Linked DNA regions of Homo sapiens: all the other regions are linked to region 1. A link is a loop called in an ENCODE intact Hi-C map of the cell type or tissue named here. Cell type or tissue: heart right ventricle. All regions are shown on one strand.

Region 1 (8,000 bases):
GGCTGGGGACTGGTGGGCGCCAAGAGAAGGAGAAGTCAACACCTGCATACTCTACCACACGCTGTGACACACACTTCATGTGCCATTTCAGACAAAAAACCTGAGGTATTAAGCAGTAGAGCCCAGATCCGATGTCCAAAGCTGTGGTGATACTGCACCATGCTGTCCTTGGAATGACCACCGTGCCTTCCAGGATATGCTGGGGATGACCAATGAGGTTTTCAACCTTTGAAAATGCCCCTACTCCCAAATTTACACCACAAAAACATGGAAATCAACCTAAAAACAGTGCGGCTGCTTCTGCTCACTTCCTCAGGTTTGTACCAACAGTGGATCTGGTCTAACTCTGTTGAGGTCAGCATGTAGGAATCACAGTTCCAAGAAACAGAAACAGTGCACAAAAACATGAATGTCTCACGAAGGTTTATTTGAATAGAGTTACATCTAGAGTTCTCATTTCAGTGTACAAACAACTCAGTGCAGTGTTTCTAATACAAGTCATATAAAACTGGAACACACTAAATGAATAGTGCACTTGATAGAAAAATAAATTACACTTTAAATGCTACTGCAAAGTTTTACACATATAAAAGGTAAACACAAAATAGTTAGTGAGACCCTCATAACCACTTATCATATCCAGATAAGGAGATAAAAGGGGCAAAGGAATCTGTGCTATAAAAAAAAATCTCTCTGAAGAGGAGAAATCCTGACAAGTAACTGAATGATCATCTCAAGCAATGTGGTGACATAGGGACTTACAGATCGTATCTCTTAGAACTGGGAAGGAATCATAGCTCTACCAATGTGTTAACACAACCCAGTTCAGCTCAGGGCAAATTTCTATAATTCAAACAAATGTCCTCATACTAACGCCTAATATGTAGGAAAAGTTTCCAACTTTCTTCTGACCACTGAAGAGGTACAGTGTTTAAATTTTTGAGAGGATAAAAAGGACAAATAATCTAGAAATGTGTCTTCTTCAGTCTGCAGAAGACCCCAGGTCTCCAAGCAACCACATGGTCAAGGGCATGAATAATTAAAAGTTGGTGGGAACTCACAAAGACCCTCAGAGCTGAGACACCCACAACAGTGGGAGCTCACAAAGACCCTCAGAGCTGAGACACCCACAACAGTGGGAGCTCACAAAGACCCTCAGAGCTGAGACACCCACAACAGCACCTCGTTCAGCTGCCACATGTGTGAATAAGGATGCAATGTCCAGAAGTGTTGGCTGCCTCCAAGTGACAGGTAACACTGCAGAACCTATCTGAGGACCTGCCAGCCTCCCGTTTCACGCAGCCACTCTGCTGCTCTACAAAGTTTCACATCAGGGGTCAGCGGCTTTGTAAAGGGGACTCCGCAGGAACACAGCTGTGCTGGGGCTGCTGCTGCTGTACTGCGCCAGCAGAGCTGAGTGGGACAGTATTTACCATCTCTGGTCCTTTACAGAACAAGACTGCTGACTCCTCTCAATGACAAGACAAAAACTCTGCTTCTCGAGACTCTTACTTAGAAAAATAGCAGATTTTTCTCTCTGTGACTGATAAATAATTCTGCTAACAAGACTTCTGAAGGAAATCTTCATTTTGGGGCTTAGCTAAGAGAAGAAGAGGTGCAAGTTTTAGCCAGAAGTGAGAAGCATAAGATAACAAGTAGTCCAGATCCAAGAACCCAAGAACAACTCAGGGCTTTCATCCTTAAATCTCCATAGGATATCTGTGATTGTACAAAGGCAAAGGCTAGAGACAAATGTTAGGAGACTATAAGAAATATTTTTAAAAGTTTTTTCTTAAAACAATGTATAAATGTTAAGGAAGTAAGCACACAAGGAACAGAATCATTCCTCTGTTCAGCAGTGTCTCCTGAAGAGTAGGAATGAAATGACCATGACCTCCTGTGTGTCAAAAGATGATGCTACTGACATGTCACAAATTAGGTCTCACTGATTAATTTACAAGTTCTCAGGCAAAGTCTAGAGCAGGTAACTGAAACCTTCACGTCTTATTTTAAACCATCCTGTCAACTCCCACTTCCCCTATCAGGGCTATGAAATGGACTGAGTTGAGGTTCCTCTCCTGTCTGCCCGCAGGGAGGCAGCACTATCTGCTCCCCGCCACCCCACCGTGCTCCGTCCGAGGCGTGCACGGCAAACCCTCAGCAGTGCCCCCGGCTGCCCCTTCTCCAACCTCAGCCCAGTCTCACCAGCCTGCTTCTCACCCACTATCATCTCCAACCTTTCTCTTTGAACCCATCAAGGATGCCGGCACACATGCCTCTCTCTTCTCAAGAGACAGACATCTCCCCTTCCCTACCTGCCACATTCGTAGACCACCTCAGCCCTGCCTCTCCCCACCACACTGTTCTCAGGGGAGCAGAACAGGAAGAGCTGTTACAGCAGCTCTGCGCATGGCAGCAGCAGCAGCTATGACAGGAAACCAATCCCCAACACGCATTTAATCTGTCGGGGCCAATTCAGCATTCAAGTATGAACTTCCGTGTTTGCCACTTCATGTCAGGGCATGAGACAAAGTTTCCTCTGAGCTTGAAATTCAAGTGAATTTTAACAAAGTCCCTACCAATATTCTAACTGTCAAGAATACAGGTATCCAACGACATAAAGGTCACAGACTATGTCCAACTACCTAATTCCTAATTTTAGGAAGTTTAAAATAAGGATGTTGTCACCTCCTGAACTGGATGGGAGATTTAGGTCTTCCAAGGCATAATGCCTCAGCTGCTCTGTGGTGAGCAGCACAACGGTAACCCTGTAGGACATCTACGGTTGCCAAGACACTGAAAATTTGATGCTCATTCCATCATGTCCTGGGTCAAGCCCCTGGTTCTAGGTGTCACCTTCAGCTTTGAGAAAATATGTCCTATAATTAAGAACTGGCAAGAGCCCCACCAGTGAAACTCAGAAGCTGTTTTTAGCATAATGGCTAAGGGGAGGCAGCCAGCAAGAAGTGTTGACTTTCCTTCTGCAAAAATGTTTTGTGCAAACGTGGGTTCCAATCACTACAGCTCCCTGGGAAACAGTGCAAGATTAAAATTCCTGAGCTTTCCAGTCAGACACTAGTGTGCGTTTGCCTGGACACACGATTATGTTATAAGGAGCCCAGGAAAGTCCAATCCATGAAGTTTTAAGGATCTAAGACTGGATGTTCTTTTATGCTAAGCAGTACAAATTAGTGCTTAATTATATACATATTGCAGGACAGAAAACTAGAAAGCAAATTCCAGGAGGTATAGCTTAAGATCAGTTCTCCATAACGAGGGATTAACAACTTTACCAATATGGTTTCCACATCATCCTTCTTCCCCATGGCAACCGAGGTTTACCTTGTTCATTCGAAAATTATAAAGCTAAATAGCGTTATTTCTGGGTATTAGAATTACAGATGGACATTGCTATACTTTATTTTTCTGTGATGAGTATATATTATTTTAACATCCAGAATTTCTTTGTACAGGCCCAAAGGGATGGGGAAGTTTTAGAGATCTCTTTTAAACTAACACAGAATTCCTAGTGCAATGCAGGTTCTTTCGGTATATGCTGTGTATAGCTTCATACATGGTAGGTATTTAAGAAACAACATCCCTTCACCCCTGTTCCTATTGCCTATTTTGGTCTTGGTGTATTTGTTTTGTTTCATTTTTTTTTCCAGTTTGAAAGCTCTAAATTTATTCAGCTTATACTGAAAGGAAATGAAGTCTATGTCCAAATAGGAAACAATGTGGAGTACTGCTGTGCTGTGCCTTCATTACCTGAGACTACAGCAGCCTGCATTCTCCACCGGGCTCGGAGGAGTGCAGATGCCTGAGGTAAATGCCCCAGGGTCTCTTCAACAGTAACCCACCCCACTGATAAGTTACATGATACGTGTGTGGTGCCTGTGAGTGCTTCCTGTGGAAAGGCAGGGTGAAAAAAATATGACAGGATTTTATTTGATTTCTCCGTAGTTCTTCTCAGGGTTTATCTTGATGTAAACTTGAAATATTAAGATAGCCAGTACAGTAAGAAATCAAAAGAATGGGAGACATTTAAAAACTCTCTATATTCTAAACTTCTCTTTAGTGTTGTAATAATTGTAAAAAAAAAAAAAAGTTGGCCCTAAGTCTGCCTTTATAGTGTCCACATTAATTTCCTAAATTCTTGATTTCTAGGTAAGTCAGGAAAAGTGCAATTTCTCTAACAGGCAGCCAGATCAAGGATGCTCTCACCCTGATACTAGATGGAAATAGCTTTCAAAAGGCTGTTGACTACCAGAGGCAGGCTTGTTATGAAGTTGTTATGAACAAATAGAACCGCTAGGTGGAGCCAAGAGTTTGAAGGAAACCCCAGAAAAAGAAATTCCCTTCTTTCGGGAATTTGTAACATTTATAAAAGTATAGAAAGTTCAAGACCAAACACTCTCTTTTGGGCAGCTATGCAGTGTGATTCAACAATTCCAGTTGGACGGAAAATACAGCTGTCTTTTTTACGGAGTTGAAGTCAAATCTACGTGCAGCTTTTTTTACCTACAAATAATGGACAAGCTCCTGAATCCAACATATTCTAGCTGAAACGGATCCCAGGACGGAATGCTGGAGAGATGCGTATTCCAGCTACAGGCCCTCAGAGCTCAGTGGTCAGTAAACACTTCTGCTTCAGGACAGCTTCTTCTGCCAAAATGGGACCAGAGCTGAAAGGAAGAGAGAATGGGTTACTCAGGGAACCCCTGGGGTTTGGAGGAGGACATTCATGTCTCCATTAGTGCCACACAGAGCATTTTGAGGGTACAGCAGATTACAGACCTAAGTCAATATGTAGTAACACCTAACCTGGCAATGAGATATTCCATAGAAGGGAAATTTCTGGATAAACACTGCTTATTTCATTTTGAAATAAAATATAAAGACAGCACAATTTCCCCTTCTTAGCAAATATGTTAAACACACACTTAACCATTTCTTAATGAGTCAGGGTTAGTATGAGTATCAAGAACAGTGCTGTGCTGAGCTCAAGGGCAACACACTCAGGCTGTTCTCTGCTGCTGCTGCTCCTTTTTTTTTTTCTGTGAGACGGGGTCTTGCTCTGTCGCCCAGGCTGGAGTGCAGTGGCATAATCATGGCTCAATGCAGCTTCAACATCCCAGGCTCAAATGATCCTTCCACCTCAGCCTCCCAAAAGTAGAAGTAGCTGGGACTATAGGCCTGTGCCAACATGCCTGGCTAATTTTTGTATTTTTCTGTAGAGATGGGGTTTCACTATGTTGCCCAGGCTGGTCTCAAACTTCTGGGCTCAAGCCATCTGCCCTCCTCAGCCTCCCAAAGTGCTGCGATTACAGGCATGAGCCTCTGCACCCAGCCCTGTGTTTCTTTACATATTCCTACATGGCCGTGTCTGTGTTCCTACCAGTTAATCTATTTTGTTAGAGCCGTGTGAAAAAGAAGCCCTCATGGGCTCTGCATGAGGGCTCGTGAATTTCTGCTGTCAGTGAACTGCGTGAGTTTAGATGCAAGGAAGTAACGACATCTGATTTGGTTTCATGAAAACTGAAAACACGCTGGGTAAGGTGGCGCACGCCTGCAATCCCAGCACTTAGTGAGGTGGGAGAATCCACTGAGACCAGGAGTTCGGGACCAGTCTGGGCAACAAAGTGAGATGACGTATTTACAACAACAACAACAAAAATAGCCAGGTGAGGGTGGTATATGCCTGTAGCCCAGCTACTCAGGAAGCTGAGGCAGGAGGGTTGTTTTAGCCCAGGAATTGGAGGTTGCAGTCAGCTATGATCATGACACTGCACTCCAGCCCAGGTAATGGAGAGAGACACTGTCTCTAAAAAAAGTTTAAAGATGTAAAACGATATCAAAGTACATAATACAAAGGACATAACTTAAAATGTTGAAAGTGGTAACAAGATTTATAAATGAAACAGAGTCACCTGTACCACTCTCTATTCCTACTTTGAGGGACAAACACTTTCAACTGATTCTTTTCCTGGTATTTTCCTTCACTTTTCTGTGTCCCTGGTTCTCAAAGTGGGGTCTCTAGAATTTGGGAGAAATGCAAATTCTTAGACCCCACCCCAGATATACCGAATCAGACTATGAGGGTGGAGCCCAGCAGCCAATGTTTAAACAAACCTGTCTCCAGAGATTCTGCCTCACGACCCCCCAAAGTTCTGACTGTTCTGGGTGAGGTGTTTATACAATGACTTCCTCCTATGGACTGTGAAGGCTTACCTTTCTTCCACCCTCTCCCCAGCCCCACAATCCTGCCTTCTTATCTTTTCAGCACAGCTATATGACCAATTTTGATGATGTTAAAATTCAGTGTTTGTTGTAATTATGTAAATATTTTCACAACTATCAGTATATTTCATGTTTTATGTAACTTTTATTTTCCCTGGACTGAATAACTGCCTCATTTTTTTGTTGTCGTGATGGCTTAGTGGGTTTGTTGTTGTTGTTTTTTAGAAACGAAGTCTCAGTATGTTGCCCAAGCTGGTCTTGAACTCCCGGTCTTAAGCGATCTCCTTGCCTCAGCCTCCCGAGTACTTCTCAGTTTTCTATACAAATCTCTCATCTATCCCTAACCTCTCAGGTAAACCATGGATCTCTTCTCAGTACATTCAGACATGTAATATAATTTTTTAAAAACTGGAGGGTGGGGAGCCTGTTTGTGTTTTTCTTGGCAAAATCCTTTCTGCAACTCTATATCCTCCTTTTTGAATCTGGACAGGATCCTTTCTAGACCCACTGGGCAGCTACCATCTTGGAACCTCCCTTCACCTTTCTCTGGGTAAATCCCTGCACCTCTCTACTGCCTCCTGGGTCCCATGACTTCTTTTTTGGATAAAAAAGAGGAACATATCTTCCACTTTAGATGGAACACATCTTCCAGTAGCTTCCTGAGGAAGGCTACATGGAAAGTATATATTTTAGGGAAACTGTATGTCTAAAAATGTATTCTAATCTCACACTTCACTGATAGTTTGGGAATTCACTGATAGTTTGGGAAAACTCTGGGTGAGAAATTGCCCTCCAGAATTCAGAAAGCACACTGCTCCAATATCTCCAGCTGTCAGTAAAGTCTGCTGCCATTCTGATTACCAATCCTTTGTACGTACTCCGTTTTTCCCCTTTGCTGGAGACTTACATCCTCTCTTAACTTTGACCTCCTAAAGATTCATGATGCTCCTTGGTGTAGTCTATTTTCATTCTCTGTGCTGGGTACTCAACAGACCTCTTTAATCTAGAAACTCAAGTCCTCTGTTCTGAGAACGCTTGATTCCTTTCTTTGACAATTTCCTCCTTCCATTGACTGTAATCTTTCTAGATCTCCTATGATTCATATATAGGACGTCCTAGGCCAATCCTCCAATTTTCTTTTCTCTCCCAGTTTTCATCTTTCTATTCTACACATTTTGGGAGATTGTCTCAATTTTATCTTTTACACACTCTTTGGATTTCATTTTTAATATAGTTAATAATTTCTAAAAATGCTTGTTTTCCTTTTTTTTTTTTTAAGTTTCCTGTTATTGTTGCATGGATACAGTATCTTCGCTCTAAATTCAGATACTATGATTTTGTGACCTTTTCTTTTGTTATTTACATTGCCTTTTTTTCCTACTTCTATTTGTCAAAATTCACATTGCCTTTATTTCCTTGTTTTTCAGTTTACCTGTTCTGGTCTTTCCTCACATATCTGACAATCGTTAGCTCTCTTTGTATTTCAAAGAAAAGCTCTGGAATGTGTCTGGGACCTGTGTATATATGGGCAAAACTCATCAACGAATGGGCTCCCTGGTGATTATTTGGCAGATTCCTGGCAATTTCATCAGAGGATCCAAAAATGTATGTGCAGGCCTTTTTCTCTTTGGTTGGTTGGCTTCTCCAGAGAATAAGCCTCTTTTTCAACTCAGACATTTATACTTAGCTAACAGCATTCAGGAAACTGAGAAAAGAAGGAACGTTGGAAATTTCACCCTTCAGTGTGTGGACTTTGAGTT
Region 2 (8,000 bases), 530 kb after region 1:
TAGAAGACCAAGCTGGCTACCTGCCAGGGGCTGGAGGGAGGTGGGAGGGACACTTCCCTGAATATGCCTTTAATGTAGTTTTGAGTTTGGAAAACGTTAATGTTCAAAATATTGAAAAAATAAAATTAAATCAATAAGAAAGTGAAATAAAAAACAAAGGCTGAAAGCAAACTGAAACAAATCATAATACTTCACAGAAATTCCATAAACACACTGGAAGGAAAGAAAGACAGAGAGAGAGAGAGAGACAGACAGAGACAGAGAGAGAGAGAGAGCTAAAGGAATGAGAAAAGAAAGAGAAAAGAAAAAGAAATTACCCAAGTAACTTACTACAAGTTATTTGACTACATACCCAAAGACTTGGGTGGGAGGGGGTGGGGGGGGGGACCTGGAAACCAATCTGAACTTATTTTGCATGTTTATTAAGGTGGTTATGGATCAAGCAATTCTGAAATGATTTTTGATGTATTATAAGATTGAGTAAGTAAATGTATTAGAAGCCAGGTTTCTCACAGTGGAAGAAGGGAGATACAAATATGGAATGGTGGAAAGCAAGCAATAACTCTATGGATATGGACTGGAACTGTAGGCATTGGTGTGAATTCATGCTTTCTAAAATATGGATATGTATATGTGTGTTTATATGCACATACATTACATATATATGTATGTTGCATATATCTTTGTGTGTACATTGTGTGTGTGTGTTTGTGTGTATCCCTGACTTTGTCTGCTGAATAGGCCAAGAAGCAAACCCTGCCCCACCCCAGAAGCAATGTGTATACATAGCACCCAGATTTTGGTCTTTAATCCCATTTCCCACCAAAACAAACCTGGGCCCGGAGACATAGAGCTTATCCTTGTTAGTAACTGACTTCATGATAAAGAATCCAGGTTATATTAGAAAATTCTACCAAAACTTTACTTTAGAACATGTATAGTCAGAGGGAATTCCCACTAAGAAGAGTGACTGAGAAGTTCAGGGTCTGGGCCGCTCGCCAGGGACCAGGCTGGTCTAGCACAATGGAATGGCAGCAACCAAGAGCTTTTCATGAAGCAAAACTTACCCAGTTTTTAAATTCTGAGACCAGTTCCTCTCACTTTTTTTGTGTGTGTTAAATATATTCATTTAAAATTGAAATAGTGATGACAGTAGATGGTGGTTGGGCATTTTTAAAATTTGTTTTGCTTTTATTTATTTTTTAAATTTTTGTTTATTTTCTTTTGAGATGGAGTCTTGTTTCACTGCCCAGGCGGGAGTGCAGTGGCATAATATTGGTTCACTGCAAGCTCTGCCTCCCGGGTTGAAGCGATTCTCCTGCTTCAGCCTCCTGAATACCTGGGATTACAGGTGCCCGCCACCATACCTAACTAATTTTTGTATTTTTAGTAGAGACGAGGTTTCACCATGTTGTCCAGGCTGGTCTTGAACTCCTGACCTCAAGTGATCCTCCTGCCTTGGCCTCCCAAAGTGCTGGGATTATAGGCATAAACCAATGTTTCTGGCTGTTGCTTTGTTTAATTTTAATGTCCTGGCCAGTCACGGTGGCTCACGCCTGTAATCCCAGCACTTTGGGAGGCTGAGGTGGGCGGATTGCTTGAGGTCAGGAGTTCGAGACCAACCTGGCCAACATAGTGAAACCCTGTCTCTACTAAAAATACAAAAAGTTAGCCAGGTGTGGTGGCCCACGCCTGTAGTCCTAGCTACTCAGGAGGCTGAGGCAGAGAATCGCTTGAACCTGGGAGGCGGAGGTTGCAGTGAGCTGAGATCGTGCCACTGCACTCCAGCCTGGGTGACAGAGTGAGACTCCATCTAAAAAATCATATATATATTTAATGTCCTTACTTGACAAAGTAAAACCCTGACAATGCCAAGACAGTTCCCAAAGTTCTTCTGGACATTTCACTCATCTATGAAATCAGAAAGTCTGGGAACTATTGGGTTAGATAATTTCTTCAGTTGTCACTGACTCTCTGATTTTATGGAAGTCCAAAGAGATTTAACAAGTTATCTCTGAATTTACTGAAGAGTAAAGAAATAAATGAGCTGCTTCGATTATTACGAATACAAAAATGACTTGGAATAAATAAACACTAACTATATTGCATGGTTTAACAACAAACAGTTGTCAGGGGCAAAAGATACAAGGCAAACCTCGTAAGTAATAGGAGCTAATTTATTCAAGCAAAATGGCTGCAAAGTTGGAATATCATTAATGGATTTATAGGAAGTTGCTATGGACTGAATTTTGTGTTCTCCCCAAATTCACGTTGAAACATAACTCCCAGGCCAGGTGCAGTGGCTCACACCTGTAATCCCAACACTTTGGGAGGCCGAGGTGGGAGGATCACTTGAGGCCAGGAGTTTGAGATCAGCCCGGGCAACATAGCAAGACCCTATCCCTATTTACATTAAAAATAACAAGAACTTAACCCCCAATGTGATGGTATTTGGAGATGGAGCCTTTGGGAGGTGGGTTAGGTCATAGGGGTGGAGCCCTCATGAATAGGATTAGTGCCTATCAAAGAGGCCTGAGAAGCTGGGTGCAGTGGCTCCACTTCTGTAATCCCAGCACTTTGGGAGGCTGAGGTGGGAGGATTGCTTGAGGCCAGGAGTTCAACACCAGCCTGGGCAATGTAGCAAAACCATATCTCTACAATAAATAAATAAAATTGGCTGAGCATGATGATGCACACCTATAATCCCAGCTACTTGGGAGGTTGAGGAAGGATAATCAGTTGAGCCCAGGAGTTTGAAGCTGCAGTGAGCTATGATTATGCCACTGCACTCCAGCGTGGAAGATAGTGATATCTCATCTAAAAAAAAAAAAAAAAAAAAAAAAAAGGCCTGAGAGCTCCCTTCCCCTTTCTGCCATGTTTGGACACAGTGAGAAGACAACCATGTAGGAACCAGGAAGCTGGCCCTCACCAGACACCAAGTCTACTGGCACCTTGATCTCGGACTTCCCAGTCTCCAGAACTGAGAAATAAATTTCAGTTGTTCATAAATTACATCTATGGTATTTTATTATAGCTGCCCAAACGAACTAAGACAGAACTTAAAAAAGGAATTACACTTCTTATTTTGTACCTGTTTTCAGAAATAAAAACATGACCTAGAGTCTTACATCCCGTGGAAATCCATGCTAAGAAGATAGATACAGAATCCTCCCTTGATTTTATGAGCTGTTATGCAACTGCAGTTTATTTAGAAACAAACTGGCCCAACAAGAGCACTCAGGCACATAAGCTGAAAGTAACAACTCATGGTTCGAGAGTTTTCTTTAATTCATGGAGAGTTCATGTTTAATTCATGGTTATTCAAGCCCAAGGTAACTGCATTCTCACTGCTTGTTGAAAGAACAGCCTCGGGAGATTTTTTTCCAAGGACATTGCTTTGGAAAGAAAATAGGATGCTTTTTCTTGATTCTCAAGAACGGTACACGCTGACAACGGGTGGACATGGTCAGCGGGTCGCCACTTCTCACCATTCCTCATTTTTCTTATTCAGTGTGCTGACAGCACCCCAGACCCGGTTTACTGACTGCATAGGTCAGTTCTGAAGCATCCTCACCCCGCAGCAAAATGAGGCAGTCTGTCAATGTGGTGACGGACTATCGCCATCTGGTGGCGATGGAGTGACTGCGCCGCTTAGTGGGCGGGGAAGGAGGGTAGAAGTGAGAGAAGAGTTACTAAGCATGCACCAGGCATGATGCTAGATGCTTCACAAGATCATTGCACTTTTATCCTCACACACACACAAATGTGAGGATGCCATCACTGCCTCTCCCTCAGAGAGGAGGAGATTATTGCTCGAAGGGCTTCATTAGTACGTAGCTCGCCCAAGGACTGAACTGGTGATACATCCAGTGTACAATGGAGGCAGGTCTCTCCCATGCCAAAGCTTTCCTTCTCTCTTCCATGCCATTGTTCCCGCCAGTTCTGGAGATTTGACATTCTAGAAATATGCTAAAAATGTAGAACAAGGATGCTGGTTTTCAGATGGCAATAGGGTGGTTGAGGAAAGGATGAAGTATAATAATTGGAAAGAAGCATATTTTTGAGCTCTTGCCATGTCCCAAATCCTATGCTGGGTGCTTTTTGTTTACCGCATGCTAATCTTCAGGCAAAGGAGAGGAGTAGAGAAGCCCTAAGGAAGTGACCCCAAGGGGACGGCACATGGGAAAGCCTTGACGTAGATGACGTACAGCTGCATTTGGCTTAGTTCAGGAAGAGCTTACCAATGAAGCCCTTCAATGAAGATGATGAAGGAGGAAGTCAAATTCAGTGTTCTGGGGTCACAACCCAGATTCCAACTATCTCCTCAAATACCTGGGGAGGTGTGGGTGGATGTGGGTGGATGGGACGGCTGCACTTGTACACTACAAGTTGGGTGAGCTCTTGTACTCTTACTAAAATTAAAACATCAACGCTGAGAATGGCCTTTGCAACAAGTCCAATCCCCTTGTCTTACTGACAAGAGGACTGGGCCCAGAGAGTTGGCCAAGGGGCATGGCTGAGGTCACATGACTCCTGGAGGTCATGTAGCCTCCCTGGTGAGTTTCTGAGTCAGAGGATCCAGGTTACCCGAGTGGGAGCTGGGGTGTGTGTAAAGATCACCTACTGATCTTGGTTGGTGGCAGAGCTCAGGTTTCTTGGCCACTCTTGGAGCCATGCCAGGGCTCTGCCACCTTGGGGTGGGCCTCATTCTGGATCAGAGGATTGGAACTTTGTTTGACAGCTGATGATAATCATTTTGGGACACCAGTCACATCTGTTCACCAATCACTCACTTAGCTGTATTTATAAGGATAGTGAACTGAAGAAGCGAATTCAAGGGCTCAGGAGTCAGCGATTGGCCAGGCAGAGTCTAATGAAAAGGCACCAGGCTACTTCTTTGATATCTTATGGTTTTGAAGAGCTATTAAATAAGCAAATTAGCAAAAATGTAGTCACTCTAAGTTTCTTCTTTCATCATCCAACAATATTCTGATCTACCCATTGTGTATCTGGAGCAGGGCTGTTTTCTGTGTGGGGATTGCCATGGTCTCACAGTGAATGCCAGCCTGTGGCACAAGAGGGCCATGGATCCTTTGGAACTGGATACAGAGACTGCGGAAGGCTAATCTTGGCAATTTATGATTTTTTTTCCTTTTTTTTTTTTGTTTTGAGATGGAGTCTCTCTCTGTCACCCAGGCCGCAATTTATGAATTTTAAAAAGATTGACCATGAATATTTCAGTTGAATTATATGGAATGGTTGTCTACTTGTACTCAAGCATTGCCAATTCGTCACCTAGGACATTACTTTTCAAAGAAGTGTATCTCAAGATAAATTCCAAATATGAAAATCAGTTACACATCATCAAATTTCTTTGACTAGCAAACTTCTCTCATGCTTTAAAAGTATGGTTTGACATATTATTGGCATTTAACTTTTGGGGATCATTGCCTCTGTAATACATGGGGCACACATACTCGTGAGCAAACAGATGAGCTGTGCTTACCTCTTTGTGGTCTCCATCTTGGAGGGGTCCGGCAGGGAGGAGAGAACCAGGGACTGGAAGCTTTTCCAGTGCATTATTCCGGGAATAATGTCCTGTAAGGAAAGTCAGCACATGGGAAGCAACTGTTTGGTGAGGTAAAGTTTCTGAAGGACTTTTGTTTTATTCAACTATTTTTCAGACTTAAAAGGCTAAGCACCAAAATCTGTAATTTCATTCAGTTTGAATTTTTCTGAAGCAAAAAGGCAATTGCTTCAGCAAAGCACATTAAACAGTGCAACACAGAATTAGAGACAAAGGCGAGGTTTGCTTCCCTTGCTTCATTAGGCACTTGCACAAGCAACATGTCCTCGGGATGGAGGGCAGCTGCGGCCTTAGAATCTATTTTGTTTATTGTGAATGTGATGCTAATGCAACACTTGGAGAGGATGGCAGTTCATCCAGCAGCACTCCAGGCAGGAGAGCTGCACACGCGCGCCACGTGGGAGGCGAGCGCTGCAAGGAGACCCCCGGCTGGGCTGAGTGCAGGGTGCATGATAGAGGCAGAAGGGAATGTGGCTGGAGAGCCAGGCAGGTCACGAGGGCATTGTGGGCCAAGCTAATGAGCTTGGAGCTGCTACAGCAGGCAGCGGGGACCCACGGAGGGCTTTCGAGCAGGAAATGACAGGATCAACTCGTGCATAAGGAAGATTTCTCTGAAGGGAAGGCTGACTGCAGCAGCAGTGGGCCAAGGGCTAGACTAGAGGGAGGTCTGCACATCAGTGTGTCAGTGGCACACCGGTGCCCGCCCCCCCACCCCCCCGGGGTGGTTAGATGAGGGGAATGGGGGAGAAGGAGGGAAAGGATCTCATGGGTAACTACACAAAGTCCATAAAACAGAAAGGCAAGTAGGTGACACAGGAAGAGGAGGCAGTTGAGGGTGTGGCTGGTAGAAGTGGGGAGAGAGCTCATAATCTGAGTTAAGGGTTAATTGAGCTTGAAGGGCCTGAGGATAATCCTCAAGGGGTGTCAGGGGATATTCAGGTCAGGGTGGTTCCCTGGGGGGGAAGTAATTCCTTGGAGCCACTTCTTTGCATGTGTCACTCCACTACTTTGTCCATTCTGGTTTCTACACTTGGGGCCAAAGAGAGAGGAGGTCAGACCAACGGTTGTGCATACCGTGTGGCTGTTTTTACATGATTGAAATACAAACACGTGAACATTAGGTGCAGCCTTCCAGAGGAATGTTGACAAAGGGTAGCAGGCAGCCCGAGAGGCAGGTGTGGTCAGGACAAGGCGGTGCGGGGTCTCCACCTGTACCCCTTTAGGGCTGGCGGTATGAGGGGCGGTGTTACCATTCTTGTTCTGCAGCTGTGGCGGCAAACCTTTGTCGCAATTCCAGCTGTGACCCTGTCCTTGTCCCCTGCCCCTCCCTGCAGCCCAGGGTCACTCTGCCAGTGAGCCTGGTGATGACATTACCGTGTGATGGAGAAACTGCTTTTGGGTGACAGGAATGCTGGACCCGTGGCGGGACTCTTTGGTGAATTTGTACTTGGGGTGAGAGCATAGATGGTAATCTATCAACGTTTCTGCATAGGTCAGAGGATGCATTACAGCAAATAATCCTGGGTTGGGATTCTGCCGAAGACAGGGAAAAAATATTCTTTTCTGTTTACCAGTTTCTAAGCCAGGCATAGGACAGGCATCAGCTAATGCTGTCTGTGGCTCCCACTAGCACTAACACTCTGTGACTCCATGTCAGCTTGTCTGGAAAAGAGAAGCAGGAGAGCAGAGGTGTCTTCAAGTCGGCAGCGTTTAAAAAATCATAGTCATTCATAAATGTCACTTTTCTGGCTTAAGAGCTTCATTACAAACCATATGGGTTTACTAAACTCCCATGAAAATAAGTACAACCGAAATCACAGCTTAAAACAGCTTTGAGTATTTGTTGCTAATGCTGATGAATTAGGGGGAGTTATTAAATGAGCACACTGGTTTAAAAAAGCAAATAAGCTTCTGCTTTTGAAAACAAAAATAGGCTTTTAAAAGCTACTTTAAAGAGATGACAAAAAAGAGGATGACATTCGATGTATCAGGAAATGTCAACATTTAACATTGTTTTGGTAATGTGTTTGATTCAGGAAGGCTCCATTTGGAAGTAGTATCTGGTTTTAAGGGAGATCCTGTTTTTTATTAATTTTCCAGCAGAACTAATGGAGGCACAGAGCAATTATATCAAAATACTAAAATATAGAGCCTTTTACTGTTCTCTCAGAGGCTCGTAAAACAAAAACCCTATTCTTGTCCCAAACAACGTAGCGCCCCTCCCTGCCAGCTGTTTAACCTCAGATGTTTGATGTTTAATAACCACTACACTGAGATTCTGTTGTTTGTTTGTCTAACTTTTAAAAACAAGTTAAAAACGCCCCACAAAACCACTTAGCTTATGGAAACTCAATCTCACTGCCAAGAAACAAATGTCCCCCCAAACTTAAGTGACATGCAGCTAGACCTGAAT
Region 3 (8,000 bases), 420 kb after region 1:
AATTATTACCTAAAGTTTATGTATAATTAAGAGACATAATTAAAATGACTTAACAGTTGGAAGTTAGCAAGAATTTTTTTTTTCATTCAAAAGTGGCCTCAAACATTACTGGATATTGGCAGACACTGCTATTGACTGTTTTTTTTTCCTTGTCTGCAGTCTGCCCTTGACTGTGCTTTGGGAGAGTAAGAGCAAAGGTTGTATCCACACTTGGAGGATGTTGGCAGGCGAGGACTGGCCGTTTTGCACTGTGTGGTCAATGGTAGGACCTCTCTTAACCCTGGGTAGCTACAGCCAGAAGGGAACAAGCATTTGTTCTTGCCTGTATGGGCCTTGGCAGTGACCCCAGGCAGCAGCCGTGAAGAAGAAACTTTGACTAGGCACTGTGGCTGACTCACCAGCCACCCACTATCAGTAACTGGAGAGGACTTCTTTGGAAGAAATGAGTAACCGTAGGATCACTGGGGATACCTAGGGAGAAGAACCTCAACAGAAGGTTGGACTCTACTCGCTAGGTAGAGCTCAGAGTGGTATGAATTTTAACTTCAAAAAAGCACATGACTTAAACTGACTTGATTTTGTTGCCTACGCTGGTGAGGTGGGACATACAAAGGTATACAGGCTTTCAGTGAAATGTGAGTCCTATCTAACCTGGTCCCCAACAGGAGACCTTGGTTAGGTACCTGTCTGCCTTAGCTAGTCAGTTAAGGGAGAATTTCATCTTTTTACCTGCCTGGAATCTTCATGCATAACTTAAAAGCAAAAGCAAGCAAATTTAAATAATTTAAACCTTTAAAGAGGTGTCACACATGTTTCCAATAAGTTCAGGATTCTGTGACTTGGGCTTCCTTTAATCACAGAGCTGTGTTAAATATACTTAAAAAAATTCAAAATCCTATACCATATACCTCTGAGGCAGCTGGCCCAGATTTGTCACCATGTGAGCATGGCTCTCCCTCTTCATTTTCAGCAATTCTTTCCTTTTTTTCCTTTCTTGCTGAATAGCAGCAGAAGACCCATTAGCAATCCTGATATCAGGAACTCTACAAAAAAGTGTAAAATTTTAAAAATCTAAGACTTCTTCCTACTGTCAGTCCCACTCCCAAAAGATAGGCACTATTGACAGTTCTTGTGTACACTTCCAGAATTTTCTCTGAATATATAAGCTAAACCTACATCTCTTTTCCCCACACACAAGGGATCATACCATATTTCACTTACAAATGTGTGTGGAAATCATTCCTTAACAAAACATGTAGATACATGTCATCTAAGGGCTGAGCCATAATATATTTAACTTTCTCTAATTAATGGGCATCAGGCTGTTTCTAGTACTTTGCTGTTACAAATAATGCTCTAAAGAACATTTTCATCATAAAGCTTTGTACACATAATGAAGCATTTCTTTAAGACAAATTCGTGGAAATGCAATTGCTGGGTTGAAGTGTATGGCCATGTTTAACTTTGATAAATGCTGCCAAATTGACTACTGATTGCCTCACTGTGTGAGAGTTATTACTGCTATAATCCACCTCTTCCTTATCATTCTGGGTTTTGTATTTTTCACATTAAAAAAATCCCACATTTTCTTCTAGTACTTTTAGTTGTGTTTTTAAAATACTTAAAAATCCATGATCCTGATCTCAGGATTGCTAATGGGTCTTCTGCTGCTATCTGGGAAATAATTTTGGTGTAAGGGGATAGAGATGTAGCTTTTTTTTTTTTTTTAAATAACTATCCAGTTGTCCTAATACCACCTTATGGAATAAACACACACCCACACACATACACGCACACACACACACACACCAAATTGCTTTCATCAGATATGAAATTCTCGAAGTTTTTGTTGGATCTAGACTGTTTTTTTTACTTTATGCCATTGAACTATTTATTTACTCCATCTCTATTTTCATTTCTTGTTGCTGCTGTAACAAATTACCATAAATTTGGCCACACGTGGTGGCTCATGCCTGTAATCCCAGCACTTTAGGAGGCCGAGGCGGGTGGATCACTTGAGGTCAGGAGTTCGAGACCAGCCTGGCCAACATGGTGGCCAGTTATAGTATAGGTGGGGTTCCATCTATACTAAAAAAATACAAAAAATTAGCCAGACGTGGTGACACACACCTGTAGTCCCAGCTACTCGGGATGCTGAGACAGGAGATTCACTTAAACCTGGGAGGCAGAGGTTGCTGTGAGCTGAGATCACACCACTGGACTCCGCCTGGGTGACAGAGTGAGACTCCGTCTCAAAAAAAAAAAAAAAAAACAAACTCCCAAAAAACAAGAAAATTACCATAACTTTAGTGGCTTAAAAGAGCACAAATTTATTATCTTACAGTTCTGGACATCAAAAGTCCAAAACAGGTTGCCAAGCTGTGTTCCTTGAGGAGGCAGGCTCTAGGGGAGAATCTGTTTCCATGCCTTTTCCAGCTCCTGGAAGCCACCTGCATTCTTTGGCTCATGGCTCCTTCCACCATCTTCAAACCTAGTAGCATGGCATCAAGTCTCTCTCTCATCATCTTTTCTGCCTTTTTTTCTCCCTCTTGCCTCCCTTTTATAAGGATCTTTGTGATTGCATTGTGTCTACTCATATAATCCAGGATAATATCCACATCTCAAAATCTTTAACTTAACCACATCTGCAAAATCCCTTTTACCATGCAAGCTAACATTCACAGGTTCTATGGATTAGGGATCTTTGGAGGCCATTATTCTGTTGCTGTGGTCTCTAATCCCAGGCTCTTTTACTATTGGAATTTATAATGAGTTTTAATATCTGAAAGAGTTCATTGCTGCTTATGACTTCTTTTTCCAAGATGAACATATTTTTAATTATGTGAATTTAAAATATGTGAGTCCTTGATTGTGACTGAAATAATAAATTACATTGACAGCATATATAGTGTACCTAGTATAGCTGGTATAGATTATCTGAAAAAAATTATCCATTATAATTGCGTATATAGAATGTAATGTGTATATAGAAATGTGTTCTTAGGACACTGATTATACATATTATAAACCACTTAATCTGTATCTATTTCTTCTTAATGTAAACATTAATGCAAATTAGTCCTCATAATTTTCATTCATTTAAAAAAATATATTGCTCATTTACTATTTGCTAGGCACAAGAGGTTACCATTGCCCTCTAGTCAAGTATTTTTTATTCTTAGGATTGTGACTTATTAGTGGATTGTGAAATCAATTTGGTGGATCATGACTAGCATTTTGAAAAAAAAAAGGAACTGGAATAGACTAGAAAATATCAGAGTGTATCACACAACATGAAGATAAGCATTGTACTGTGAAACTTTAACTTTGGTTATGTGTTTGAGCATTTGTGTGAATATAAATTGCAATATAAAATCTCTTTCTTACTTGGATGTGGCGGCCAAAAAAGTTTGAGAGCTTCTGGTCTGAAGGGAGAACTAATAAATAAATAAACAACACAAATTAGAATGAAGAGTGCTTTCATAGATTAAACTGTAAACTCCGTGAGGACAGAACCAAGGCTATTTTCACTCATCATGATTCCACCGCAGCTTAAACTAATGTGTCGTAGAACATCAGCCCTCAGTTACTGTTCTTGAATAGATGCATGAATGGTGTGGCCCTAGAGTACTACGGAAAGCCATGGAAGGAGATCAAACAACCAGCATGTTCTGTGCCTTACATTTTGCATGGTTTCCATTAGGAGCCTTGGACTGTGGGGACAAAGTTTGGTGAGGAAAATGATCTGATGTAAAATTAAAGACCACGCAGTCTGTGAAAGGGAACCTTGAGGGACCTTGAGTGACATCTAGTGGATTCTTTGACCAACGGGGAGACACCAGCCTAAGGAAATCTCTTTCCCATTAGGTGACATGTTATTGAATATGCTGTTTGCTTTTGAGAGACAGAGAGAGAGTTGGGCTTCATCCATCCATAGTGCATAAATGTTACTTTATTTGTGGGTGAATATTGTAGGTTTATTAATCTGTGCCCTTTGTTTTGTATTGGTTTTGTAATAGGAGCTTTATCATCAGATTGGAAAATCTTGATTAAGCTTCATGACTTTATAATGTGTTACTCAGCACCTGGTACAGCACCGTCAGCTGTGTAATAAACACCTGTTGTTGGCTGGCTGACATGTTTTAGTCATTCATTCAACCTGTGGTCATTGATTGGATACCACCCACATTAAGGATTTCATTCCTGGCTGGAAGTTAGAAACACCAAGGAAGTTTTTAGTAAATGCAGATGCCCTTGACACACCCTAATCCCACCTCACTTCTCATTTAATTGGTGAGGGTGGAGCTGAAGCTTCTCTCTATAGAGGGATATAAAGATTTATTTTTTTCAGCTCTCAAGGTGATTCTACTGTGCAGCCAGGTTAACATTTGGAAAGGCACTGAATGTCATACACCATCAATGTAAAACAGGGATCCCTACCCTCTATATTGGTACTTCTCAAACTATCTGGGGTGAAAGACCAATTCACCATGGACCAATATTTTTGTAGAAATGAATTACTATAAAATGAAATGAAAAAACAAAGACATACAGCATAATAAAAAGCAAACTCCAATATTTTATCAGATTCAACAGAAATTAATTACTCTGTCAAATTTCTCTAAAATGTTCTAACTCTTACTCTCAGTTTCTGGATTTATCTTGTTTTGGACCAGTGACAAACCATTTACAGCATGGCACTTTGAGTCACACTGCTCCATGTTACATTCTAGATGGAGATGGGGGCAAGGAGAAGACAGAGGAGATGCAAAACACACAAGTAACCGTAGTAGCAGGACACACAAATCATTCTTATTGCATTTAAAGAGGAGGCCTGCTGACCTCTTAGTTAGTGCCTTCCATGTGGCAGAGCCCCATGGAGCCACCAGGGCCCAGAGCCTAGTCCTTGGCTTTACAGAGCCCAAATTTTGATCTTCTCAGAACACACACATTAATCAGGTACTTGGCACTGTCCATATGCTAAACTGTTTTTAAGAAACTGGTTATAAAGTAAAATCACTCTCTTTTTTAAAGCAAATATGCCTTTGGAAGGGACCAGATACTGATGTTTGCTATAATGACAGCCTCTTTCCAATATGGAGGTCTCCAGGCATGAGAAGGTTATTTAGGGAACATAGAATAGAGATCTCTCCCAGCCCCACCATGGAGCATCTCCCTCTAGTGATGACAATACTCATGCCCAACTGATGCATGTGTCTGTCCCTTGGACAGTGCTTAATAAGCACAGACAGACTCTGACAGCCTGTCACACTTCTAGGATGTTCCCTTCTGTCCATTGCCACCAAGCAGGCATGTTCAATGTACTGGTTTGAGTCAACAATTTCTCTGGTTTTAGCACTTCTAAGTATATCCCACATTACCGTGATTGGACTTCAGTGATCCCCAGATTATTTTCAGCAATAGATATGTCAACTATCTCCCGCACAGATTTGGTCCACAGATGACTCATCCATCCTGAGCTGGTCACTCCTTCTCACCTTTTATATGCAGTCTTTTCCTTCTGCCTTTAATGTCCTGCCTTCCCTTTCTTTGCCAAATTCCTTCTCACCTTTTGGATTTCAGCTCTCAGATTGGATCCTCCCAGAAGCCACCTTGACCTCCCATCACTCAAGGCTCAATTCCCTGTGCCCAAGTAAAGCACACAGCCTGTGAGGCTGCAATGGCCAGTTTCCTCTCTTCTCTCCAGTTGACTTTTGTGCTCCTTAGAACAGTGATCCTGGCTTTTGTTTACTCTTGGGTCCCCCGTAGCCATACATGTTAGAGCCTAAAATTAAAAAAAAAAAAAAATTGTTGAAATAAACTGATTTTTCCTGCACCATTCTCAAAGGGTAATGTAATGGCAAGGGGTAGTACAGGAGATACAGCCAACTTCTAATCTTATGAAGCTTTGTGATGACGGTAGGAGGGAGAGGTGCAGTGTTTCTTGAAAGTCAAGCTGAAGAGTATGAACATTAACTGATAGATGATGAAGGTGTGTAAGAAAGGGAGTAGGATGATAAAGTGAATGATTTAAGAAAAATTAATGTCATGGTATTGAGGAAGGAGAGATTACATTTGGGCAAGGATTGAACCTGGCACACTGGTTAAAACAGTGGTAGTATCTCCCCATGAGGGGCATCTCAGAATCACCTGAGATGCTACATCAATACCCTTCCTTTCCCCACCCAGTTTCGATGTGTCACCCACACCCTTCTAGGTCCCATCCCTAGTTAGTAATCACTGCCGTGGGAACCTTTGCACTGAGGGGAGTCTGTTCTATGCCTGAGGTGTAGGGGAAGGAAATTCAAAAGTCTGTTGTAATCTTGTAGATGTGAGATACTAGAGATTTGATGTGTTATCATCATATATTTAAACAGTTTAAATAATGTTTCCAATTTTATATGAGAACTTTTGCTGGAGGTAAAGCAAAACTTATAATAGATTATAACAAATGGTGATCTTAAAAGCTTATTGCTAGTCACTTGACTAAAATTTGTATTAATTTTCAGTAAAGGCTGTTGGGCCCCCTATTTATTATAGTTCCTGAATTTTCTACTGAATGTTGACAGGTTAACCCAGCATTTTACTGTGGCCTAATAATTTTCACTGGAAAAACCAACTAAGTTATCTAAATTATATTGTAGGCATTCAGCAAGTTATATACATTTTTATTCTTCAATCTGAATTTCCGGGAACACATTAAAACAAAAATTAAGGTTGTGCTTCACTCTTTTTAGGTTAACTTTCTCAGAATTAAAAGACAAACTGCCCATTATGAGTGAGACAAATGTCTCTTTCATCAAAATCAGTGACTTACAAAGTCTTGCAGTTGCTGGTTCAAGTTTACCACTTCTAGTTTCTAACTACTTTAGGTTCTTCTCCTGTCAATACTAGCACTAAGGATTATCGAAGTCACACAGTTTCGAACCCAACTTTTTTTTTTTTTTGAGACAGAGTCGCACTCTGCTGCCAGGCTGGAGTGCAGTGGCGCGATCTCGGCTCACTGCAAGCTCTGCCTCCCAGGTTCAAGCGATTCTCCTGCCTCAGCCTCCCAAGTAGCTGGGACTACAGGCACCCGCCACCACGCCTGGCTAATTTTTTTGTATTTTTAGTAGAGATGAGGTTTCACCATGTTAGCCAGGATGGTCTCGATCTCCTGACCTCGTGATCTGCACATCTTGGCCTCCCAAAGTGCTGGGATTACAGGCGTGAGCCACCGCGTCTGGCCTAGAACCCAACTTTCTATCTGAGCATCAGGTTTCAGAGAGAGAGAGAGAGAAAGAGAGACAGAGAGAGAGTTGTAGGTGGAGGGCAGGGCAAGGCTTAAATGTGAGGCTTAAATTTTGTGTGCCTCATTCCTTCTTATTGATGACAATCTGACTATTAGGCCAGTCCAAACAGGTCTATATACCTTCCTGAAATACACACCCAGGTGTCCTCTGGTGTGCAAAAGAAGATACTATAATAATAAGAAAATCACATATAAATGGAATTTTCAATTACAGGAACTTGAAAGTACAGATGAGTCATAAAGATTTAATCCAACAGGAATTTGTAGGCTGTTAAAATCAAATTTAGAATTAAGTGAAGGAATTTGGGAACAGGCAAAAGATATACATAATATTTGACAAATCAATCTCAGAGAACATCAATTTCCTTTATTGCCCCTACTTCTATACTGCTTGTTCTCAGATCCTTGTTAATCCTGGAAGCGCATCAAGGGGGTCAGCCTGTGTCTGTTGTGGGGTGTAGGGTCCAAAGAAATGCTCTTAGTCATTTTGTATTCACAATGATTCATTTCTTGGGAACTGATGAAAACTTATTCTAAAAGCCAAGTTGGGGTTGGGGGGAGAGAGAATAAGTACAAGTGCTCTGGCAGGCTAGAAATAACTTACAGAATCAATAGTTTCCAAGTTTCTGACAGAGCCAGGTTAAGGATGTTGGAATTGCAGCAGTTGTACCTACTTGCTAAAGCTGACACATACATCCTTAGACAAATG

What was found. Hi-C counts contacts between places; a loop is a spot of excess contacts. Peaks named below come from ENCODE experiments on the same cell type or tissue, not always from the same donor. Only the 100,000 strongest peaks of a DNase experiment are listed, where the experiment ranks them.
Region 2: a loop joins it to region 1, with 8 times the contacts of the local background. A loop is called at or near these places in 39 of 110 quality-filtered maps.
Region 3: a loop joins it to region 1, with 11 times the contacts of the local background. A loop is called at or near these places in 65 of 110 quality-filtered maps.

The regions. Positions count from the first base shown.
Region 1 is chr2:120,171,526-120,179,525 of GRCh38, reverse strand. It overlaps EPB41L5 (erythrocyte membrane protein band 4.1 like 5), which reads right to left. Exons shown (of 25, transcript NM_020909.4): 25 at 407-4,685. The coding sequence ends at 4,619. It overlaps LOC105373582 (a long non-coding RNA gene), which reads left to right and starts at 4,642. Exons shown (of 2, transcript XR_007087216.1): 1 at 4,642-8,000. RefSeq lists an enhancer at 2,293-2,392. In heart right ventricle, CTCF peaks have their summits at 2,087, 4,131 and 4,332 (motif pointing right); a DNase peak (open chromatin) is centred at 2,289; H3K4me3 peaks cover 728 bases.
Region 2 is chr2:119,637,379-119,645,378 of GRCh38, reverse strand. It overlaps CFAP221 (cilia and flagella associated protein 221), which reads right to left. Exons shown (of 24, transcript NM_001271049.2): 20 at 6,962-7,120; 21 at 5,507-5,598. Among named protein-coding and RNA genes, the nearest start is that of TMEM177, 38 kb to the left of the region's middle. In heart right ventricle, a CTCF peak has its summit at 3,631 (motif pointing left); a DNase peak (open chromatin) is centred at 3,628.
Region 3 is chr2:119,749,348-119,757,347 of GRCh38, reverse strand. All of the region lies in intron 1 of LOC101927764 (a long non-coding RNA gene), which reads left to right. Among named protein-coding and RNA genes, the nearest start is that of PTPN4, 6.6 kb to the left of the region's middle. In heart right ventricle, a CTCF peak has its summit at 3,807 (motif pointing left); a DNase peak (open chromatin) is centred at 307; H3K27ac peaks cover 804 bases.